2 separate regions of the Homo sapiens genome follow, and region 2 is linked to region 1. Evidence: chromatin loops called from intact Hi-C (ENCODE). Cell type or tissue: dorsolateral prefrontal cortex. All regions are shown on one strand. Each heading gives the region's core, and the rest is flanking DNA. Links, peaks and the distances in the headings are about the cores only. Region 1 overlaps LOC107984113 (a long non-coding RNA gene). Region 2 has its middle 19 kb from the start of SPCS3-AS1.

The links. Peaks named below come from ENCODE experiments on the same cell type or tissue, not always from the same donor. Only the 100,000 strongest peaks of a DNase experiment are listed, where the experiment ranks them.
Region 2: a loop joins it to region 1, with 4 times the contacts of the local background. A loop is called at or near these places in 59 of 110 quality-filtered maps.

What each region holds. Positions count from the first base shown.
Region 1 is chr4:175,939,736-175,952,885 of GRCh38, reverse strand. LOC107984113 (a long non-coding RNA gene) reads left to right here. Exons shown (of 4, transcript XR_001741924.3): 3 at 5,188-5,241. It also overlaps a transcript of GPM6A not described here. Among named protein-coding and RNA genes, the nearest start is that of WDR17, 120 kb to the left of the region's middle. In dorsolateral prefrontal cortex, for the core only: a CTCF peak has its summit at 5,582 (motif pointing left); no DNase peak of the experiment used is centred there; H3K4me3 peaks cover 390 bases; H3K27ac peaks cover 1,017 bases.
Region 2 is chr4:176,333,074-176,346,223 of GRCh38, reverse strand. No RefSeq gene overlaps it. Among named protein-coding and RNA genes, the nearest start is that of SPCS3-AS1, 19 kb to the right of the region's middle. In dorsolateral prefrontal cortex, for the core only: no CTCF peak of the experiment used is centred there; no DNase peak of the experiment used is centred there.

The DNA.
Region 1 (13,150 bases), core at 3,324-7,323:
TTAGTGGAAATGGGGTTTTGCCATGTTGCTCAGGCTGGTCTTGAACTGTGGGGCTCAAGGGATCCTCCCATCTCAGCCTCCCAAAGTGCTGAGATTACAGGCCCAAGTTCCCATGCCCCCACCGGATTTCTGCTTTCTTTGGGCATTGTAATACACCAGGACTGGACTCATTGGTGGACAGGATGGCTCATTATCTATTTTATTATATGATTTTGTGGGCTCTGGGACAAAATGTATTACAAAAATTTTCAGGAAAGATGTACACAAAAATATCTCTGGAATGAGTGAATGGATTAATGCTTTCTAATATTCCTAGTTACATGTTGCTTAAATGGAAGAATTTAAAATTTTTTCTTACAACAATCCTTACCCTAAGAAGGTGGAGGTACTGTAGCCTCCGCTCCTTGTTACAATGGGCAACTGGGAAAATAACTGAATAATATGTTAATTCCATTGCTTTGGGGACATCCATTCTGAGATCACTACCTTAAGCTACAATCCATCATGGGAATCCATTATGCAGCTTAGAACTCCACTAGACTCCTTGGACATCTAGCTTTGAAGTGTACATAGAAACGAACTTCTCCTAGCTTCTTAAGGAATATAGTATCTTAACTTGAATATTTCAAACATAAAAGAATGTTCTCAAAAGTCAAAGACTCTCAAGAGTCAAACAGATTTTTGACTCTTGAAAAGGAAAGTTTAGTTACTTGTCTCTGAGGTATTTGTTTTAGTTACTTGTCTCTGAGATATTTGGTCACCTGGGCCTTGTAATATCACTGTATTAGTCATGGTTCTGCAGAGAAAGAGAATCAGCAGAATGTGTGTCTGTGTGGAAGGAGATTTATCATAAGGAATTGACTCACATGATTATGGAGGCTGGTGAGTCCAAAGTCTGCAGCATGGCTGCCAGCAGGCTGCAAGCCCAGGAGAGCCGATGGTGTAGGGAAAGTTGGAAGGTAGACTGCTGGAGAATTCCCTCTTGTTCAGAGAAGCTGGTCTTTTTTTTTCTATTCAGGCCTTCAAGTGATTGAATGGGGCCCACCTCATTATGCAGGGCAATCTGCTTATGAAAAGTTTACCAGTTTAAGTCTTATCTCATTCACAAACACGCTCCGCATTAACCAATACCATTAACTACCCAGGTAATATAAATGTGAAGAAGCCTTGACTTGTATAAAGCTATATAATTCTGGGATAAATCCAGATATTTTTTCAGAAAATTGTTGCAATTCATTCATATTTCTTATTAGCTATTACTTATTAACTGTGCGTATTCTAGTTGCTTTAAATGCCTAAAGCCTCATTGCTTCAACAGCCTTTCAAGGTAGATGGTATTCCCCTCATTTTTAGTTAAGGACACTGAAGCCTCAAGAGATTATTTCGCCGTCAGAGGTAATGAGGATGGAATCCAGAAATTTCGGACTTATAGGCCAGTGCTTGTCCAACTCTATCCTCTCTCTTTCCTTTTCTGTCTGTTCATGGCCTAATCATATGGACATCATGGGAATCAATATCTATTTTTACTGTTTTATCTCCATCTTCACTTCTATATCCACAGATTTAAAAAATCATAATGTATGGTTCTTCCACCCATTTTTCCTACTAAAAGTAGTATTTTCACATGAAATACTATTTATAAAGAAAAATGGCTTGTTACAGGGTCAGTTGGGCAGATAAGCATCTTGAGAAGGTGACGTTTTTCATTCCATGGGGAGTTCAGTAGGCAGGATGATAGATGAAGCTTTCCAATTATTTATCGACGTGTTGTATTTAAGAGTAGTAATTTCTAGGTTGCAGAGATGAAATTCCCTTTCCCAGTGGTCACTTGGAATGGGTGGCATTCAGTATAACAGAAGCCTGAAATAACCAAAAAGGCTTTCTAAATATTCATGGGAGAAAAAAAAAAGTCTTACAAATACTATATTTTAACATTTAGTATTATCTCTGCTCCTGTAAGTATTTTTAGTTTCAGAGCTCTACTTTCTTACTCAACTAAATATTTTTGATAATTCAGAAATTAACATTGTTGAAATTATGGCTGATAATTTCTGTAGGAATAATAGAATTCTTGCTATTAATCATTTAAGGTGACAAGAAATATCATGACATTTAGAACTATTGTGTGTCATTTAAAAATACTTTCATGAAAATAATACATTTCTCTAAATGTAAGTGAGGACTTTGTCCCCTCATTTCCCCTGCCAGCACACTCAGGCACAGCAAAAAATAGCACTGCCCAATCTGTTGACTGCAGCAGATTGTCCTAGGTTCTTTTGAGAGTAAAGTTAAATGTAAAAACTCCCCCAAAGCTACTTTTTTCCACTTTTGAAGCACGTTTCAATAACCAGACATCATCTTGCAATTCCTTTCCTGGAAAGTCATGGTTAAACCTGGAATATTTAAGTTTTGTTGAAAGTTGGAAATAATTCACAAGTATTATATTCTTATTTTCACATTTCAAAATTATATCCAGTTGTATAGAACATATTATGTGCTTGGAATGTCTTGTCTTAGGAATCAATGGCACTTTTGTAATTATTTTAATTAATAAAGCCATTAAAATAATGTAAAAAAATTGAATAAAAATAAACATCTATTATGTCTCATTGAGACTCTGTTAGACCCATAGCTAATAAAGTTTTATTTATTCTTTTCTAATGATGTAACTACACATCTGCATTTGGATGGGCCATAGAGTTCTTAAAATATCACAATACAGTAGAAAGAAATATATTAACTTTGTCAAAGTGTATATAATTTTGTTTCCCTTTATATTCATTGCAAAATGAATTGCTTTCTTAATGGAGAACTTTGTGTGCTTTTAGGATTTTTTGAGGGTGTCCTTACTTTATTTTCTTTACAAAAATGTTTGTGATCCATTGGTGTTTATACATTGTCTGATTACTAAGAACTTTATCTTTCTTCACTCATGAACTTGTAAAATTTATTGAAAATATGTGGTGAGAACTCATAAGGCTACAGTGTTTATTTTCTATTTGGTTTCATGAATTGTCATCCAAACAACTTAGCGCAGATATCAGACAATTTTTAAACAAGCTGTTGACAATACCATCTATTCAAGGAATGTACTAAATGTGAAGAATGAACAAGACTGTAAAGCCTGTCGGTTCAGCTTTATCTTTTTCATGAGTTTAAAATCAAACTTCTGAGGACTCTGAAAGTATCAGCCAAAGACAACCTCATTTATTTACTGATTTGAAGGAATCTTTACTAAAGTTAGCTCTTGATAAGAAGATGCAAGGAGTATTAGCTATGGTTCAGCTTAACAGCCCTTGATTATTTAGTTTCTTAGATAAAAAATCAAACAAACTCATATTTGTTTTACATAAAATATATGCCAAACACAGTTAATGATGATTTTAAGATGTAATGTAAAATTTATATTACTTTGACTTTTGGTCAGGTGTTGTGGTTAAGGTCTGTAATCCTAGCACTTCGGGAGGCTGAGGCAGGAGGATCACTTGCAGTTAAGAGTTCAAAGCCAGGAGTTCAAGACTAGCCTGGGCAACACAGCCATGAGACCCTGTCTCTACCACCACCACCAAAAACAACAACAAAAATAAACAAACTTGACTTTTAGTGAAAAAACTTTCCCAATTGTTAAAAAAGGATATACATATTTTCATTGCAAACAAATGAGAAATTACATAAAAACATAAAAAGAACATTAAAATTACTTCTTATCACACTACCCATGGATAACTCCTTTTGATATTTCTGAGTATTTCTTTTAAAAATATTTTGTGAATGTTTAAGTTAGCTACTCATTTTAGGAGCTTTTTTTGATTTCTTAGTTGCATGGAAGGGAATTCAACTGTGGGAAAAGAGATATCCAAATCTACCTCATCCCTCCACCACATCCCCCCAACACACACACACACACACACACACACACACACACACTTACCACCAAATGCAGTCTTGTTGGTAGAATAAGAAAAGTATCTCATCTTTATCAGGAAATTATTGCTTGTTTTCAAGGATCTATGGCATTTTAATGATTGTTCTTTGCTCAATCTAGTAACAATTGATAGTAAGTTAGTATTAACATTGTTATTTTACTGCGTAGGGGCATGAGTCCATAGCATAACTTTGTGGCCAGTGTTTCAGGATTCCTGCAGAAGGAAAAGACAGAATCACAATTATAATTCTTCTCACTTCCAGTTAGCATTTTCTGATTTCTTATGTGGTTGTATTAACCCATATGATATATTTGTGTTTTTGAGTTACGATAATGAATTATATAAAGTTTGATGGATTGATCATAATTTTAGAGTTCAAATATTCAAAAGTCAAACAATGTAAAGGAGGTAGAATCAGATGTGGCATCTTAGTTTGGACTGCTGTAACACAATACAATAGACTGTGGGGCTTAATCAACAAACCTTTATTTCTCAGAGTTCTGGATGCTGGGGGTCCAAAACCAGGGTGTGAGCATGGTCAGGTTCTCAGCGAGGGCCCTCCTCCCGGCCCACAGATGGCCATCTTCTCATTGTATTCTTCTATGAAGGAAAGAAAAATCATTTCTCTCATGTCTTTTCTTATGGAAACTAATTCTATTTATGAGAGCTCCACCCTCATGACCTAATTACCTCCCAAAGGTCTCACCTCTTAATACCATCACTTTGAGGGTTAGGATTTCAACATGTGAACTTTCAGGGGGACACATCCTGTCTATAACATGAGGGTATCATAATATTGGAGCAAAAAATCACAAAAACATGTCCTCTCTGTAGCACTTATTAAGCTGCAAGTATTATCTTCAGGTGTCCTCTGCATTTACTAACTCTGAAATGGGATGTGTTTGGAAAACACATTGCTATTGCTATTGCTATTGCTATTGCTAGGTGCTATGTTGGCATATAGTGTTGCATAGAAAAAAAGTAGGGCTTTGTTCCTTCATTCATCTTTTTATTCATATATGAATGCATGCATACATTCACTAATTATCAAGTGCCTACTGTGTTCTAGGTATTTTACTAAAAAATCTAGAATATGATGAGGAAATTGAGAACACAATATTTTCATATTTTCTTTGAAAAAAGTAGTGAGGAGACAACATAGTGTACTTGAAAAATATACTCAGCCCTCAGTAGTAATATTGATTGTGCAATTAAAATGTCGGGTGTCTTTGGTTAAATTATTTGTGTTTTTTTATTTTAGCTGAGTGATCATAGTTCCTGCTCTATTAGCCATTCATCTGGAGAAACAAATGAGGTAATGAATGCAAGAACATTTGCAGAATACGTATTACAACACAAATGCTCATTATTATCAGGAATAACTTGAAAATGCATGTGGGATTTATGATGTGCTTTTATAATATTTTATCTTGAAGACATCATTATTTTTGAGTTCTTCAGACTTAAGAAATATTATTCTTAAGAATATTACACTTAATAAATATTATTCTTAAGAATGTTAGACTTAAATATTATTCTTAAGAATATTAGACTTAAGAAATATTATACTTAATATTGTACTTAAGAAATATTATTAAGATAGTGTCTTTAAATGACTTTCTTCAGTCGAAGTTTTCCCTCTAGTGGTTGCTGTGGAAATCACAGGAAGATTTTCTAATGCTAAATGTTCAAATGGAAAATAAACACATAAGAATTGAAAAACGAATAGCCAGAATTATTGAGGAAATTCGAGCTAGTGTTTTTTTTTTTTTAAAGACTCTGTAGTTAGATTTTAAAATTATATAACAGCACTCAGTTTCTGAAAATTAGAAAGAAAATTATTTGGTCCTTTTATGGCATCAAATGGATTTTAATGAAGATGATGATTAATATATCTAGGCTTGAAGAAAGCAATAAGAAAGCCACACACACTTCATTTCATCCTATAAATGAAGCATTTTCAAATGCAGGCTCTTAAATGATTTTGCTTTCTTTTTTGATCTGGCTTCCAGTACAGCAGTAATCTCCAGTTTTGGCTTCCTCTCAGGAAGTTGAGCAGAAGTTGTGCGTGAATAAGCATATTTTGGTTTTTCTTAAAGGCACCTTTCTTATAAATCACTCCCCAAATCAGAAACACTGAAATGTGATGGTAGGATAAAGGCATTTTAAAAATCCAAGCCCCAGAATGCTCTACCAGGCCCCAATTGTCTGTCCTCTGCCCACCTCTGTAGCCTGGCATCGTCCTGCCCTGCCCTTGCCCACAGTGCTTGGGCTGCTGCCATCTTTATCCCTCGGACACTCCACAGCTGTGCTTGCGGTTCCCTGTTCTTGACATGCTCTGCCTCACATCGCTGGCTTCTATGGACCACCTGCCTCAAAAACGTCTTCCCTGACCCACCTAGAAAAGTAGGCTTTGACAGTTCATCTTCATCACATCACCCATTTATTCACTCCAGAACTCTTACCATCATCTAAATAGTGTAATTTATTTTCTACTAGTTTTTGTCTGTCTCCCTTAGAAGAATGGAAGCTACATGACACAGAGATTTATGCATCTTTTCATGATTGTGACCCAGACCCTAGAACAGTGCTTCACACAAGGCAGGTGCTTGATATTGGTTGGCACAATGAATAAATGAATGGAAGATGATAGGAACATTAACTAATCAGTGTTATTTGTTTAAAAATTTTCCTGAAACACTCAGTTGTTTTTGGTGCCTTGTCTTAGTTGATACTCAATTTGTAATCTTTGAAATAATTTAACTTCCTCATTAACTTTACATTCGAATGAAGTTTAATTTTTTTAATTTTTATAAATTTATAGATTTTTTATAGATTTAGGGGGTACAAGTACTGTTTTGTTACGTGGATATACTGCATAGTGGTGAAGTCTGGGCTTCTAATGTAACTAGCATCCAAATAGCGTACATTACACATTTAGTCTTCTAAGTCTCCAGTGTCTATTATTTCACTCTCTATGTCCATTACTTATATGTGGGAACTAAGTAATATGCACCCGTATTACTTAGTTATAAGTAATATGCACCCGTATTACTTAGTTGTACGTAATATGCACCCGTATTACTGAGTTGTACGTAATATGCACCCGTATTACTGAGTTGTACGTAATATGCACCCGTATTACTGAGTTGTACGTAATATGCACCCGTATTACTGAGTTGTATGTAATATGCACCCGTATTACTGAGTTGTAAGTAATATGCACCCGTATTACTTAATTATAAGTAATATAACTTACAAGTAATATAAGTTATATTACTTATAACATATATTATAACTTATATTACTTATAAGTTATATTACTTGCAACTTATATAACATGTTTCTTATAAGTTATATTACAACTAAGTAATATGGGTGCGTATTACTTACAACTAAGTAATATGGGTGCGTATTACTTACAACTAAGTAATATGGGTGTGTATTACTTACAACTAAGTAATATGGGTGTGTATTATTTACAACTGAGTAATATGGGTGCGTATTACTTAGTTCCCACTTATAAGTGATACCAGGTGGTATTTATTTCTGTTTCAGATGGGGTTTTAAAAAGTTTTACAATTCTTTATAGAGAAACTCTACTATGGAAACACTAAATTAAATATTTGTTTGTACTAAACAAGAACATGATGCTTGTTCATCTCCTTTAATAAATTCAATTAGATTACACAGCTTATCTAGTGATACGTGCAGTTTCTTATATCTGTACAGTAAGAAGTTATTCCAGAAATTAAGATTGTTTTTCTGAAATTTATATTGTTTCATTCTGCTTTGTTTTCCGTAGTGAGATAATTGCTGTTCACACTCACGTACTTGGCTTCGTCACAGAGTCTTTTCTAGCCTCAATGAATAATTTTTTTTAAAAAACACCCTTTTCTCAAAAGGCTTACTTTTTAAACCTTTAATCAGTTTTGACTGATCTTCTCCTTTGAAACTGCTCTAATTATTTCTCATACCACTTGATGGTTTGGGGACCGAAAAAACAAAAAACAAAAAACAAAAAAATGTACATGAAGACTAATGATTCGAGGTCTCTGAAACTGAGACGTCTGTATTTATGTCTGTTGAAGACTGCAGTCGGTAAAGCCTACAAAACGCATTATTAGGAATAGTGTTGCGCTGGTTTCCTTTGTATTCATGTCTGTTGCCTGCTAATCTGAATTTGTCGTCCATGCCACTAAGAGTCAAGCAGTTTTGCTGAAAATTTGTGGCCAAAAGGCAAAAGCCAGAAACTGTAGATTTCTTACTTGAGTGTTCTGCTCCGTCATTTTCTTCATACAGCCCTATGAAAATGAGGGAGATGTGCAGAGATTGTAATGGTATTCCCCTGATAATACTGTTAAGAGCTGTATGCTCTCCATATGTGGTAATAATCTGTGTCTGTTCTGTCTTGTACGTGTGTGTATATGTTCAAGGAATAATGTATTTTAATCTATGTAAATGAATGATAAGAATTGGAATAAAAATCAGTATGCATTTTATAGATAGTTCTGTTTATTACAAACACTTAAAAAGAAAGATGAAATGCAGCTTATCCCTGACTTACTCGGGCTGTTTCCTTTTGCACTCATGCTTTCCTGCTCTCGTTACCATAGTTACTGGTTTAATCATGATGCACAGAACAATTTCTAATTACAGTATATGCCAGCACAAAAATTAATTCTTTGCATATCTTAGGCCACAAACAGCTTGTAGCTTGTTTTTTGGCACTTTATTACCACATATAATGAAAAAGACATTGGTACATAATTTTAAATCTATTATTGTCTGCTACTTGTTATCGAAATGAAAATAAGCTTCTAGAAATGGTTAAATTTCTGAACATTGCTCTCAAGACTAAACCAGGAAGAAGTCAAATCCATGAATAGACCAATAACAAGTTCTGAAATTGAGGCAGTAATTAATAGCCTGCCAACCAAAAAAAGCCCAGGACCAGACAGATTCATATCCGAATTCTACCAGAGGTACAAAGAGGAGCTGGTACCATTCTTTCTAAAACTGTTCCAAACAATAGAAAAAGAGGGACTCCTCTCTAACTCATTTTATGAGGCCGGCATCATCCTCGTACCAAAACCTGGCAGAGACACAACAAACAAAGAAAATCTCAGGCCAATATCCCTGATGAACATCGATGCGAAAACCCTCAATAAAATACTGGCAAACCGAATCCAGCAGCACATCAAAAAGCTTATCCACCACAATCACATTGGCTTCATCCCTGGGATGTAAGGCTGGTTAAACATATGCAAATCAATACACATCATCCATCACATAAACAGAACCAATGACAAAAACCACATGATTATCTCAATGGATGCAGAAAAGGCCTTCGATAAAATTCAACATCTCTTCATGCTAAAATCTTTGAATAAACTAGATACTGATGGAATGTATCTCAAAATAATAAGAGCTACTTATGAGAAACTCACAGCCAATATCATTCTGAATGGGCAAAAGCTGGAAGCATTCCCTTTGAAAACCGGCACAAGACAGGCATATCCTCTCACACCACTCCTATTCAAGAATAGTATTGGAAGTTCTGGCCAGGGCAATCAGGTAAGAGAAAGAAATAAAAGGTATTCAAATAGGAATAGAGGAAGTCAAATTGTCTCTTTGCAGATGACATGATTGCATATTTAGAAAACCCCATTGTCTCAGCCCAAATCTCCTTAAGCTGATAAGCAACTTCAGCAAAGTCTCAGGATACAAAATCAATGTACAAAAATCACAAGCATTCATATACACCAATGACAGACAAACAGAGAGCCAAATCATGAGTGAGCTCCCATTCACAATTGCTACAAAGAGAATACAATACCTAGGAATACAGCTTACAAGGGATGTGAAGAAGCTCTTTAAGGAGAACTACAAACCACTTCTCAAGGAAATAAGAGAGGACACAAACAAATGGAAAAACACTCCATGTTAATGGATAGGAAGAATCTATATAGTGAAAATGGCCAAACTGCCCAAAGTAATTTATAGATTCAATGCTATCTCCATCAAGATACCATTAACTTTCTTCACAGAATTAGAAAAAAAAACTACTTTAAATTTCATATAGTACAAAAAAAGAACCTGTACAGCCAAGACAATCCTAAGCAAAAAGATCAAAGCTGGAGGCATCACGCTACCTGACTTCAAACTATACTACAAGGCTACAGTAACCAAAATAGCATGGTACTGGTACCAAAACAGATATATAGACCAACGGAACAGAACAGAGCCCTCAGAAATAACGCCACACTTCTACAACCATCTGATCTTTGAAAAACCTGACAAAAAACAAGCAATGGGGAGTGGATTCCCTATTTAATAAATGGTGTTGGGAAAACTGGCTAGCCATACGCAGAAAACTGAAACTGGACCCCTTCCTTACACCTTATACAAAAATTAACTGAAGATGGATTAAAGACTTAAACATAAGACCTAAAACCTCAAGAACTCTAGAAGAAAACCTAGGCAATACCATTCAGGACATAGGCATGGGCAAATACTTCATGACTAAAACACCAAAAGCAATGGCAACAAAAGCCAAAACTGGCAAATGGGAGCTAATTAAACTAAAGAGCTTCTGCACAGCAAAAGAAACTATCATCAGAGTGAACAGGCAACCTACAGAATGGGAGAAAATTTTTGCCATCTCTCCATCTGACAAAGGAATAATATCCAGAATCTACAAGGAACTGAAACAAATTTAGAAGAAAAAAACAACCCCATCAAAAAGTGGGTAAAGGATAAGAACATACACTTCTCAAAAGAAGACATTTATGTGGCCAACAAACATATTTAAAAAAGCTCATCATCACTGGTCATTAGAGAAATGCAAATCAAAACCACAATGAGATACCATCTCACGCCAGTTAGAATGGTGATCATTAAAATGTCAGGAAACAACAGATGCTGGAGAAGATGTGGAGAAATAGAAACACTTTTACATTGTTGTTGGGAGTGTAAATTAGTTCAACCGTTGTGGAAGACAGTGTGGCAATTCCTCTAGGATCTAGAACCAGAAATACCTTTGACCCAGAAATCCCATTACTGGGTATATACCCAAAGGATTATAAATCATTCTTCTATAAACATGCACACGTATGTTTATTGCCGCACTGTTCACAATAGCAAAGACTTGGAACCAACCCAAATGCCCATCAGTGACAGACTGGATAAAGAAAATGTGGCACATGTACACCATTGAATACTATGCAGCCATAAAAAAGATGAGTTCATGTCCTTTGCAGGGACATGGATGAAACCATCATTCTCAGCAAACTAACACAGGAACAGAAAACCAAACACTGCATGTTCTCACTCATAAGGGGGAATTGAACAATGAGAACACATGGACACAGAGAGGGGAACATCACACACCAGGGCCTGTTGCGGGAGGTGGTGGGGTTAGGGGAGGGATAGCATTTGGAGAAATACCTAATGTAGATGACAGGTTGATGGGTGCAGCAAACCACCATGGCATGTGTATACCTATGTGACAAACCTGCATGTTCTACACATGTATCACAGAACTTAAAGTATAATTTTTTTAAAAAAGAAAATAAGCTTCTAAAGTGGATTGATGTTAAAATAACTAATAAATTTTTTTTAAAAGATGAAGGCTTATTACAAATGAGACGTCTCTAGTATTATCCCTAACATATTAATTAATATGCATTTAACAATTTTTTCTCTCCAAAAACATTATTAAAATGATGTTCATTATTTAGAAACCGAAATTGTTAGATTTCTGTGACTAAGCAGTTGAGCCAGAAACCAGTATTTGAGCACTCACATTTTCCAAACTATGGATAAAATAAACATTAAAATTCCCTGTGTTGAAAGTCTGAAGAATCTTTTATATCACTTAGTAAAAAACAGTATTTCTTAATGTTTGTTAAGCTCCTGTACGCCAGGGACACTAGTAATTTCTCCCAACATCCTGCCATGAAATGGAAGACCAGCCAGAGTTTAATCTGGCTTTTTAGCTCCTATTTCAGTATTTCTAACTTAACTGTGCCAACGTAGTTAAAGAAGATATACCTGGGCACAGTGGCTCACGCCTGTAATCCCAGCACTTTGGGAAGCTGAGGCTGGCGGATCACAAGGTCAAGAGTTCGAGACTAGCCTGGCCAACATGGGCAAACCCTGTCTCTACTAAGAATACAAAAATTAGCTGGGTGTGGTGGCATGTGCCTGTAATCCCATCTACTCAGGAGGCTGAGGCAGGAGAATCGCTTGAATCTAGGAGGCGGAGGTTGCAGTGAGCCGAGATCGCACCACTGCACTCTCCAGCCTGGGCGACAGAGTGACACTCCATCTCGGGGGGACGTGGGAGAAGAAATAAAGAAGATATAAAAAATGTTATAGGTATTTCTATTCACTTTTACTATAATTTCATAGCAGAGCAGCTGTTATAAATGAAATATCAACAAATTTTTAATCAACAATAGAACTTTTAGAGTATTAGAAATTTTTAAACTTTTCTTTGCATTTTGATTAATATGATAGTGCTATTATTACTATTCTTAAATAAAATATATTTTACTATCTTTCTGCCTAAGTAAAATATTTGATAATAAACTAAAAAATGCATTATTTTTCTCATAAAATTACAGTATAACACTTCCCAAACCTATAGGTAAGTTTTCTGTGAGACTGTTAAAAGTAATTTTTATTGTAGATTGTTGTGATGCTGCTCCCAAACATATCTGAATCATATTTACGTTGGCTAACATGAGAAGATACACACATTTTCAAAAAGAATCAATGTACGGTGCTTTTATGACTCCCCTGACTCCAAGTCACCTTACCTATTTTATTATTGCTAGTCTACCAGGCATTTTTAATTTCATTGGTAAAACCAGTCCTGATACAAAATATATTTGTATTATAAAATAATAAATGAACTACTGCATCACTATTTAATCACTATTTATGTTTCTCTGTTTCTTCCTTAACTGGCATGTTAAGATCTTCATGGCATGTATGCATTTTCTCAGAAATATTATATGTAGTCTGGAACCAGGCGCTATGGTTCTATTTGTGCTTATGGAAAAACTTATGATTGCCAAATGTCAGGTTTTTTTTTTTGCTTATTAAGAGTGAAGCAGATAAATGCAAAATAAAAACTTGAAAAATTTCCTGCTATTAGGATTTAACTTTTTCTTGTTGCTTCTGTTGAAAGTCATCATATCCTAGTTCTAGGTCAC
Region 2 (13,150 bases), core at 8,754-12,753, 390 kb before region 1:
GTCCACTCCTGTAACTACTAAACCTTTAAATTTCTTTCCCTGAATAGTTATTTCACAGGTAGGACACTTATCAGTAATTTGACTTACCCAATAAGCTGCTTTGCTTGTTTATTTGTGCTTCCAAATCCTTGTTCATTTAATTTCACTTTTCCCCATTTCCACATACAGCACAATCAGGAGCTGTGCTATACACTCTCCTGGCTCTGCTTTCCAGGGAACATAAGTAGATATAACAATTTGAATTTCCCCGATGTAATCTGAATCATTGACTCCTGTTTCTACTTGTACCCCTTTTAAATTTAAACTAGACCTGCCTAGAAGTAATCCTATCATCCCCGCTGGCAAGGGTCCACAGTCCCCTGTTGTAACCTTTTGCAGGGGTTCCCCGAGCAGAAGGCTCACAGCTTTTGTGCAGCATAAATCTACTGCAGCACTACCGGCTGTGGCAGGGGACAGACATTGTACAGTGGTGAGGGAATGGTCTGAGCCGGAATGCCCCGGTTTAGAACGGGGCCCAGGAGGGACCCCTCATGGTGTTTCCTGAAATCGGGTTCCCATCTTTATCAAATTTAGAGTGACACTGATTAGTCCAGTGTTTTCCTCTTTTACATTTTGGACATATTTCAGGCTCAGCAGTTTTCTTTTCTCCCTATTTGGCAGCCTGACTCGCTGATTTTTTTCTACATTCTTTTTTGGTATGATCATGCTTCCCATAGTTAAAACAAGCTCCAGGAAACGGAGTATTTCCTTTATCCACTCTCAGTCCTGCCATTGCCTGGGCTAGCAGAGTAGCCTTATGCAGATTACCTCCGATACCATCACAGGCATTGATAAAATCAACTAAATGTGCTTTCCCTCTAATAGGTCACAGAGCAGCCTGGCAATTGGGATTAGCATTGTCGAAAGCTAATAACCACAACACTATATCCTGAGCAGCTGAATCTGCAATCACCTTTTTAAGAGACTCCTGTAACTGCGCTATAAAATCTGCATATGGTTCTTTTGGTCCCTGTTTGACAGAACTAAAGGGAGGGTATTGTTCTCCTCCTGAAGTGATTTTTTTCCCAAGCTCTAATGCACACTCCTCTAAGCTGCTCTATGGCATCATCCTGCATGACCACTTGTGCATCTAAACCAGCCCAGCCGCCGACCCCTAAAAGTTGGTCTGCAGTTATATTAATCTGAGGTTGGGCCTAGGCATTACAAGCAGCCTGAATGGAAACTTCATCTGCCCACAAGGTTTTAAATTGTAAGAACTGAGTAAGAGTTAGACAAGCTTGAGCAAGAGCATCCCAGTCAGTAGGAATCATCTGACTGGAAACAGCAACATTCTTTAACAGTTCCATTACAAAAGGAGAACCTTGTCCATATTGATTAATAGCTTGTTTAGATTCTTTGAGTAATTTAAAAGGAAAAGGCTCAAATGTAGCTATAATATTTCCCTGTTGATCTGGGGGGTGTATTCTAATAGGGAACTGCCAAGCCTCTAAATCACCCTCTCTTCTAGCTTGCTGAATTCCTGCCTGAATAGAACTGAGAGCGATCGCTTGAGGCGCTGCTTGAACAGTCACTGGGGCAATCACTTTTTGCCCAGCATCCTCCAGAAAAGAAAGATCTGGAGGGTCAGGCCACTCTTTTTCTTCAAAATAAGGAGGGGGTGCAGAAGGATAGGGATAAACCTCTCCCTCCTTTGCCACTTTAGCTTTAGCAGGCAAACAAACTTGCTCTGTTACTTCTTCTGTTACTTCATTATACTCTCCTTTCTCCTCATCATCAGTGTGAAAAGGTTCCAAGGTGGAACGAACCAGAGCCCACACTTGTCCCATTGTTACACTGATGCTTCCGAGCTCCCCTTCTTACTCACCATAGGGATTGCTTAAGAGTACTCAGGTGTCCTCCAGCATAGTTCCACATTCTCCAACCATCACTCCGGGGACCCTTTGACCTGGTTTCAAACCTCCCATATTGGGCGCCACTTGCCGAGACCAGCTCAGGCGTGGAGACCTAATCCAGCGGCGCTAGAGGAATTAAAGACACACACACAGAAATATAGCATGTGGAGTGGGAAATCAGGGATCTCACAGCCTTCAGAGCTGAGAGTCTCAAACAGAGATTTACCCACACATTTATTGACAGCAAGCCAGTGATAAACATTGTTACTATAGTTTATATATTAATTAAAAGTATTCCTTATGGGAAACAAAGGTATGGGCCGAAATAAAGGGATGGGCCTTGCTAGTTATCTGTAGCAGGAACATGTCCTTAAGGCACAGATTGCTCATGCTAGTCTGTGGCTTAGGAATGCCTTTAAGTGGTTTTCCACCCAGGGCAGGCCAGGTGTTCCTTGCCCTCATTCCAGTAAACCCATGACCTTCAGCATGGGTGTCATGGCCATCATGAACATGCCACAGTGCTGCAGAGATTTTGTTTATGGTCAGTTTAGTGGCCAGTTTATGGCCGGATTTTGGGGGCCTGTTCCCAACACCTGTGCTCTCCAGAGCCCAGGAAACCCTCCTGCCCCCTCAGGCTTGGAATTGCCTGCTCCCAATGCCTGGCCTCTCCCTGCTTCTGGCACCCACTCCTATTCTGTAGTAAAGTTGAGGATGAGCCTGGGTGCTGTCACAACCTAGCTGGGTGTGTGTGTGTGCTTGAGGCAGTGCTGACATGCCAGGCCCCTGCCACCTCAGCCCCCATCCGACTTTGGGCACTGACAAGCACAGGAGGGAGGCTGAGGTGGGGGCTGAGAGCAGCTCAGTGCAGGGCCTACAGGCACCCCTTGGCACAAACAGCCTGGGCACTGTGCATGGCAGGTTGATGGTGGCAGGAGGTAGACACACTCCTGGGCACAAAGGAGCAGGTCACCCAGCGAAGCCCCACCTTCAAGCCAGGGACAGAGTGAAGCCTGGGGGTCAGGTTATCAGTTCTGCAGACTGGATAGAAAACTTATGGTGCTTTTTCTGGGCCTGCCCACGGCTGCCCACGGACCAGTCAGCATGCAGTATCTCCCCTCTAAAGCCCATAAAACCCCCAGACTCAGCCAGGCTTGGGTAGAGGATGGGACAACTTGCCTGTGGATAGGAGCTACCAACTCTGGGCCTCCTCTCCACTGAGGGCTGCAGACAACAGGTTGACCTGGCTGCAGAGAGGAGCTACCTCTGTGGTCTCCTCTGAGCTGCTCTGTCCCTCAATTAAGCATCTCTTTGCCTTGCTCACTCTCCACTTGTCCACATACCTCATTCTTTCTGGACATGGGACAAGAACTCAGGAACTGCCAAATATGGCAGGGCTGAAAGAGCTGTAACACAAGCAGGGCTGAAACATGCCCCTTGCTCACCACATTGCAGGCAACAAGGAGGAAAGAAGAGAGAAAAAGAGAAGACCTGCAGCCTTTCGAGGAGCCCAGATCTAGGAGCTCCCAAGCCAGGGCTGTGAGGCCCTCATTGGGGGTCTGCAGTTCCTGGCATCTCCAAGCTTGTGGACACCACCATGTTCCCCCGTGCCAGCCATGGAAGATGCTTGTGGTATGCCTGGTCCAGCCACAGTCTAGCAGGGAGCCAGCACCCTTGCCAACACCTGGAGCTGTCCACCCCACCACAGCAGGCGTACCTCAGTGTGTGCAGTGACTGAACCCCACACTCGCTTGCTCACACACCACTCAATACTCTGCACTGGGGTTGCCCTTGGCAGGTGAGGGATCCAGGCCAGTAACGCGAGTCGAGCACAGCCTGCCAGGCTAAGTGGGCAGAATGAGCCCAGCAGGCCTGAGCAAAACTTGGGCAAAGGCACCAGCAGCCACAGAGGTTTCTGGCTGGAAAAGCGACAACACCCCAAGGATCCTGTGACTCTGGGAATACAGCAATGGACAAAGACAAAAATCCCAGCTCTCGTGGAGCTCACATTCTTAATACTTTACATTTTTAACTAGTAAGAATCATTAGCTTAAGAATTTATTAAATCTGCATGACAGTATTTCAAGGTTAACATAAAATTTTTTAAATCAATGAATACAAAATAATAAAATAAAGACAAAGATTCAATTAATTCAAAATAAAACAATATGAACAAAACAAGTATAAAAATACATTATACATGAATAAGAGGGGCAAAACAAGCCCAACTACATTATTAATCACTATAACCACCAATTTAAATTTAAATAGCTTACCAGATTGGATTTTAAAAATCCAGCTCTATGCTATTTAAAAGAGACATATCTATGAGGACATGAGGACAAGGAAAATATTTCCATAGTTTTAATGATAGAAAATCATGTAGTGTAGGGCCATACTGTTTCCTGTTGTCAGCCAATTTGTAGTTCAGATTGCCCAGAAAAATACCATGCTTTCTGTCAGTGGGTTATTCACCATGTTTAATTTATTTGCCTTGTTTCAATGAAAGGAGATTTACTGGCAATCTGCACAGAGAAGTGGTAAGACTGATTTATTTGTTAGTCTATTAGAAATTTAAAAATTTTGTTCTTTGTCACTGATTAGCATAGTCTCAGTTTATGAAGTTAGACATTGCTGCTGGGTGCAGTGGATCACATCTGTAAATCCCAGCACTTCGGGAGGCTGAGGTGGGTGGATCACTTGAGCTCAGGAGTTCAACACCAGCCCAGGCAACATAGTGAAATCTCATCTCTACAAATACAAAAATTAGCAGGGCGGGGTGGCGCCTTCCTGTGTTCCCAGCTACTCAAGGAGCTGAGGTGGGAGGATTGCTGGAGCCTGGGAGGTCCAGGCCAGAGTGAGTGCAGATTACATCACTACACTGCAGCCTGGGTGACAGAGTGAGAAGGTGTCTCATGTTCTAAAAACTAAAAAAACAAACAAACAAAAAAAAAACCCCACAAAGTTAGAGATTGCTTTCTCTTACATTACCACTCTCAACTCAAAGCTTTTAGCAATTTTTATGTGAGGCAAGACTAAATAAACTGATAAGTGTACAATTATTCTTGTGGGTAATTTTTCTTTCTGCATTTTGGTGTTGTAAACTGTGTACATTAGATGGCAATACTATAGTGTGAGAGAGAGAATTAGCGATCTAGTACTTGTTTTCATGAGCTGTATCACCAGAGGGCACCAAAGGACCAGTTATGAGCAAAAAAAAAAAACAACAAAAAAAACCCATTCGGGAAAAAACCACTGTAATGATTGCACTGTTTTTACCCAACCTTTTCACAAGCACATATCTGGCCAGTGTGAAGACTTTCCGCCTCATAAAGGTAACATGAAATACAAAGCTTCAGGGTATCAGGTCTACACAGTGCATAATGCCATGCCAAAGGCTCTCTGGTGCTATCACGTTTTATCGTAAAGAAAGAAATTTTTAAATCAGGAAACTGGAAAAATTACTTTCCTCTCTAGTGACTTTACTGCTTACACTAGATTAAAAAATATTTCGTTTATAGTGAAAATGATTCTCCAGTGCTATCTCACTAATCATTTAATTAATTGAAACAGTAATGCACTAGACATATTTGCCTCTTATTAATGTTTGGAAAGCTTGTAGTCCTGAGTGTATTTCTTTTGTTGACAATTTCCTTTGAAATGTGATTTCTAGCAGGGGTAATTTGACTCTTTTAGTTAACCAGAAAACGTTAGATGGCCATCAAATATTTAGAGCAAGAGTTTGGAAAATGACACATAGTAGATGAGCAGTCAGTAGCACATGTGGTTATTTGTAAAAGTGCACTGACTTTGGAGTCAGCTAGACCTGTGTTCAGGACCCTCTAAGTCTGACCCTGAGCTCAATGTCCTGAGTCTATTGTTTTGCATTTGAATCATAACTCCACTGTCCTATCCTTTGAATTCTCCAATATGTGTCTTGCCTCAAGGTCTGGCTCTTGCTACACCTTCAGCCAGGATTTCTCTTCCACCCAGTATCCCTGCGGCTTTCTCTTTCATCTCCTTCAGATATCACCTTGTGAAAGAAGTCTGCCATGACCATCTTACTTAAACTAGCATCCCAGTACTCCTTATCTCCCTTCCCTAATTATTTATCTTCATAGTACTTACATCCTATGACATGAAATATGATTTTCTCATGTGTCTGTTAAACATTCTCCCTGCTAGACTGTAAATTCCATTAGCGAATTTTTTTTTTTCCTGCTTTGGTCACTGCTCTGTCAACTAGAACAATGCCTAGCAAATAGGAGCACAATAACTATGTGTTGAATGAATGAATCCCAAGAATGTTATGACTGGTCATTTTCTTGGAAAATCACCTACCACATAATAGGTAGCCAGTAAATTGTAGCTCTTATTATGAAAACTTTTAGGCTGTTATTATCATTACTTTTAATGGCAAAAACAGCAATTACTTTTGCACCAACCTAACAATTCTTACTACTGTTTGAACTGACTTTTCTTTTAAACAACGGTCCTGAAATTGATTTACCAGGTAATAACCACCAATTTTTAAAAAAATGAATGAAAGAATAAATAAGCATATCCCCATAAGTGTATGTATTTTGTGAAACTTTAACTGTAATTTTGTGTGTGTGTTATGAATGTGTTATAAAAGCACAGAAGATACTGACAGACCTTTCATAGGTTTTCCTGGAGATTGTATACCTGTTAAATAATGGATCTTCCTTGCTGGAAGGAAAATGACCAACACAGAGACTTAGATTTGAAAGGACTGATCCGCCTGGCCAAATTTGGCAATTCCAACCAGGTAGTGATGTTCCTTATTGTTTTCACTCATGGCAAAGATTCTCAGCTATCTAGGAACTTAAGCTTCCTAGGCCTTTGCATCCGTCAGGAGAATTCTAACTAGCTGGCTCAATGTGACAAGTGACATGTTATTCCCCTGCCTCCAACCCACTTTAATATATTTATTCTTTAATTAATATTCACTGCAGTTGGAATACTTTAATTCTTGACTCTCTAAGACAAGTGGAGAAATCTTAAAGGCAGGTTTGAGAATTGAGGCCACATTACAAAACAAAACAAAACCAAACACCTCCCAAGAAAGTGTAAAGTGTTTTGAAGAACTGTCTGTATCACCACATTCCATTCCAGAGTATAAGCAATGTCTGGCGCATTAAAGATACTAACACACACAAATGAACAATGTAAAATGGATGAAATCTGAATAGTCTATTAACTGTACCAACATCAATTTCTATGTTTTGATACTGAACTATAGTTAGTAAGATGTCACCATGAGGGAGAACTAGGTGAAGGAGTACAGGGGACCTCTTTGTGCTAGTTTTCAACTTCCAGTAAATCTATAAAAGGATCAATAAAGGCCTTTAAACAATATAGTCTCCTTACCATCCATGACCCTTTTCAAAACTGAAATTATTGTTAGACTACTTCCCAGAAATGTATTTCTAGTTAGTAGGGATGGGTAGACAAAGGAAAAATCTTAGAACCTGTCAATGGTTTTATAGGATCATTTCACTATGGGAAAGATCATCAAAGATTGTTAAGTAGACAAACGACCAATGGAGTTATTAATATAATGCACTGATTTCAAGTTAAAATTAAAATAAAGAACTTGCTAGAAAAAAAAAAGATGCTGAGCAAATATTTAATTGAATTTCTTGATTTACAATCAAGTGCAAAGAGCTGGTCGGTGGCCAGTGAACTATCCGTCTTTAAGTTAAAGTTATAAATCATTTTGGATTTTGGGTTCCTCATCTCTTTAGGGGATTAGGCTCCTGATTAGGTTTGTTACACATTTGCTTTGACCATTGTCACTGCCTGGATACTGACCCATATCCTTGCTGTCACAGTAGAGGATTCCGTATTTTTCTTAGCTTTCCTAAAGGCAGTGACATTGTTGAAAATTTCCAGAGCCCTGTGCTCCCAGGAAAAAGCAATGGTTTTAAAAAAAAACCTTTTATGTTGTGAGAAACAGTTAACTTCAAGGAACCACCTCCCTTGGCATATCCAAGAACTGACCCCCCCCATCCTTCCCCTTGACTCCCTTGTTTACCTGCCTCTATAAAACCCCAAGCCTCCTTCATTTCTTTGACACATTCTGCTGCAGAAATGAAAATTCTCCCTATTATAATATCTAAAGCAAAATTATCTTTATTGCCTGGTGCATTTTGTCTTTCACGCCAACTTCCATTCAAAGCTTTATTATTTGTTTTCTCTGGCCCTTTTTAGGCCACATGGTTAAAATGAGGGTATATTTTCCTATACGCTTCAAGATCATTAAGAAATTAATCTATATGATTGAGCTAAGAAATTGATTTTTTTCTATTCTTACCAGAAAAATACTAAGTCTGTTGTTCAGAGAACATCTGTCTCCTACACCAAAGATACTGAAGAAAGACTCATTGTTCTGAACAAGGTAAAAGAATTATTCAATTTGCTCTACAATTATCTGTAAAAAAAAAAAATACATATGACTTTGCAAAGAGACTTTAATGTTTGTGTTCCGTTCGGTTCTGTTTCCTCAACTCTGCTACATTTCACAGAAATAACAAAAACCTGCTATGTACTAAAAATGCTGGGAAGTCCTTTCCCATACATATTTTTTTGCTCACAGCAATTCTAAAAGAAAGGTATTCTCATTCCCATGTTTCTGAGGAAGAAGCACAGTCTGTATGGAGGAGAGTTCAGGCTCTAGTGCAGGTGCCAGGCTTTGAATATTGGCTTTACCACTACCTACCATACTGACCTGGAGCAAGTTACTCACCTATCTTGATCTCAGCTTCTTTTTCTTTAAAATGGGAATGATAATAGTACCTACCTCGTAGGGTTGTTGTTAGCATTCAGTTTAATATATGCAAAGCACACATAATAATGCCAGGCACAAACAATGAATATCAAACATAAGGCTTAGACAACTTACTCTAGTGAGCATTGCTTAGCCAATTTCACATTGCTAGAAAGTGGCTATACCAGAATCCAAACCCAGATATTGCTGACTTCAAAACTAAGACACTTTCTATTTCATAACACTGAAGAAGCTGGGAGAAAGGTTAAAAGAGCATTATTGAATGAAAGAAAAGCCTGATACATTTGATTATATTAAGAAGCTTGATTGATCAAAAGGAACCATGAAAAAGTGAAGGGGTAAGCTAGAAGACTCAAACTGAGAGTATACAAAGAAATCCTACAAATCAATAAGACAAATAGAAAATGGGCAAAATTTGAACAGGCACCTTACAAAAGAAATCCAAATGAACAATAAACATGAATAGAAGTTTCTCATTTTAGCAAACAGAGAAATATAATTTACAACCAAAATAAGATACCATTGGTTATTCACCAGCTTGGCAAAAACTAAAGTCTGCAAACCCAAATTTAGGCAAAGAGAACTCACACTTGGAAAAACCACTTTGGGAAAGTTTGGTAATATATAGTAAAGATGTTGATATGAATTCCATAAGACTTAGGAATTTCCAATCTTAGGTGTGTATGCTAGAGCAGTGGTCTTCGATTAGGAGGAACATGGAACTTTGTGCATGGTGACAGACAGCTGTATGGAAATCAGCTCTGCTCTCACACGTACTTCTAAAGTGATCTGGCTGGTAATGCGCCCAGGCTTGAGGTTCTTTCCCTCCATCATCCCTTTCACAAAGAAAGCCTCACCTCATCCAGAATCTTGCTATGGTGCACTGCCACAAGGCATCAAACCTTGGGGACAAAGAAATAATTTAATAATTCCCTTAATGAAAGCAACATAAATTATCCCCTCCCATATCTAATTCCATCTCATCAAGAGTTACGATTATCTATCACATTTCTAATATACTTCTTGTTTTGATCAACTGTGTACTATTGATAACTGCAGAATTAACTTACTCCAGAATAACTTTTACACCCTTAGAACTTAGAATATTGGGGTCAGAGGAAATTGTAAAAGATAAATTTCAATTTACATGCACATTTTTGTTACAAAGAAATGTGGTACAGTTATTAATAAAAGACTTGAAAATAGCACTCTCTAGAGTATTACCCATTAGGACAAAATTTTGCTAGAGGCATGTAAATATAATTTGAAAAAGAAATGATAAGAACTTTGACCACTAAGGAAGAATTTGTTCATTAGAAAATGAATGATTCTATCAAATCATATAAATACCATATTCCACTGGATACATTTAGATACATTTTTAAAGTAATGCAAAAAAAAGTAATGTGCAGTTGGTACTTTAAAATGTTAATACTTGCAATGTGCCAAAAATTACATTCTATGACAAGATGAAAATTTTTCAGTATTTAAGAAAGTTTAAAAAAAATCTTTGATGTGCTACACAAGCAACAAAATGTGAAGATCCCTTTCCTAGAGAAACACATACACCAGGCTACCTGTACAAGAACATTCAGAGCACATGTCTGTCAACAGAACAGGTAAATAAATTATGCCTACTCCGGATGCCTACTATGGATGACTATATTACAATGAATTACTGCCTAACAATGAAAATGAACTACACCTTCACACAAAAACATAAATGATTCTCTTAAAGTTAATGCTAAGCCAAAGCAGCAAGACCAAAAATTCTTATGGTAAGATTACATTTATGTTCATAACCAAACCAAACCAAACTGTATCGCTTAGGAATGTGTGATAGCTTATATTACATTTCTAAGAATTCCCTCCTCCTTTCCTGTAAGAGTATTACTCAGTGCCATGTGACTTGTGCTCTTTCCCTATGGAATCTAGCTCCCCAACCCTTCAACTCCTTGGCTTTGCCATGTGACATACTTGAGTCAATTAAAGGAGTAGACTGATGCTCATCACCTTCAATCAGAGGCTCCAAGAGTTTCCAACAGTTCTAACTGCCCTTTGGAATCCCAAAAGGAACTTTTCTCTCAATGTGGAATCTGGAATGAAGAGATGTGAGGAGTATATCCTAAGCCCCTATTGATGCAAGAAATACACATTTGTTTTTGTAAGCCACTGAGATGTTCCTATTGTCCATGATGGCAGTAAAGCTGATAGGATGCAACAGAGGTAGTAAACTTTTCAAGCAAGGCAAGAAAATGGCTAACACAAAACTGAAGACCGCAGAAAGGTAACAGGTTGTGATCCAGAAGAAGTATAGGGAGGGAGGCATGGAGTAATAGTATTGTTCCAACTGCTGATCTGAGTAGTAGTTACAAAGGCACATGCTTTATATTATTCAGTAAACTATATACAAATATCTCATAAACTTTTCCACATTTCCTTTTTTCCATTACAAATGTAAAAAAAAAGGTGAAAGACATTAATTCACAAGGACTTATGAATGTCCTTAGCCTAATACTTTTCAAATATAAGTTACTCCATATACCTCCCTTTACCATTAATGTTAAACATTTATCACTGAGATACTACTAGGAGATAGATTACATTTTACAGTAAAAACCCAGTTCATTTATCCTCTGAAAATCTGTCATGGAATGTCCTGAAATGCCTACCTTACATGAGACAAAACACCTGTGTAAGCCAATATAACTAAAATTAATCACACATTTTTTGCTTTTAATTCAATTTACTCAGTAAATATGTAGTGTCTTATAGTAAAATGAACAAGATAAACATAGCCTTCTTGCTCATGAAACTGACAAACATGAAACATATATATATGTATATATGTGTGTGTGTGTGTGTGTGTGTGTGTGTGTGTGTATATATATATTCCCAAGGGCAGCAAGAGCTATAAATGCTGCTGCAAAGTAAGGAAATAATGTTCCAGGAAAAAAAAATTAAGTACTGGATGATTAGGCTAGAGATTAGATCAGGTAACTCATGCCTGATAAGTGCTTTAAAATCTAACCCTTAACATCTAATATGCTCACCTTCAGAAAATCCTTAATGCACTACAGACAAGACACAAAAAGATAAATAAATGTTGACTATAATAAACTGGTATTCCCTGCTGGGATACAACAGGGGCTGGTCAGCTTAAGCTGGTGAGCATAAGCAGAAAGTGATAGAATGACTATGTGAGAAAGATTTATGCTTCCCATCCACCACATAGTTGTTCCTGAGAAGTGATTACCCAACTAAAGATTGTACTTCCCAGATGCCCCTTGCTTATCTGCACAGGGACGTGCAATTCGTTTTCACCCTTGGAATGCGAGTTGGTGGTGTGATACTCTGGGCGAAGCTAATTAAGCAGGTGGGCCTTCTCCACTCTTTTCCTCAACCCCAGACTGCCAACTTCAAGTGAGGTCTTGTCAACCCTGGGGCGGCAGTCACAAGCTGGAAGACACCTGGGTCCTTCAGTCACACCATGTGGAAAGCTGCCTCAATACCCACATTGGTTCCTTGTAAAAACGAGAAATAAACTTTTGTTTTCTTTTGAGATGGAGTCTCACTCTGTAGCCCAGGCTGGAGTGCAGTGGAGCTCTTGGTTCACTGCAACTTCCGCCTCCCAGGTCCAGGTTCAAGCAGTTCTCCTGCCTCAGCCTCCCCAGTAGCTGGGATTACAGGCACATGCCACCATGCCCAGCTAATCTTTGTATTTTTAGTAGAGATGGGGTTTCACCATGTTGGCTAGGCTAGTCTTGAACTCCTGATGTCGTGATCTATCCCCCTCAGCCTCCCAAAGTGCTGGGATTATAGGCGTGAGCCACCGTGCCCAAACTTTTTCTTATGCTACCAAAAGTTTGATGTCACCTATCATAGCACTTGGTGTTATTTTAACTAACAGAATGTTTAATCAGACTTTCAAATGTTGAGATGAGGGCAAGAGTCAGGTAGCAATCAATCTCTCTCTTAATCTCAATTAAGTGTGATTCCCAGTTAGACTTTTAGTCATCCTGGGTTGTCGGTGCACGTGCAGAGAATTAACAGCATTTAGAGATTCTTAAAGCAGCAGCAGAGGCTGCACAGTTGGATAAGCCATGGATTTCTCAAATAAATTTGAGCGAGACCCACACAACCTTGAGCAGACTTATAAGATGAATTTGTTTCAGATTCCTCAGCGCATGTCAGAACCCACTTCCTCCCCACTCACATCTGTTAGATTCCTTCCCACCCTTTGTACTCACTCACTAGGGAGCTTGCAGCCATTCCAAGCCACTCACGAGCAAGCATAGGGCTTAGGAGCACAAACATGGTACTTTTTAGAAGAAATGCACAGAGGCTTTGTCTCCAGTATAGTACTAATCAGTCCCTTTACTTCTCAACTCTTAGGTGCCTATTTCCAACTATACTCAACAGATACACAAGTGGAATGTGTATAAATTAT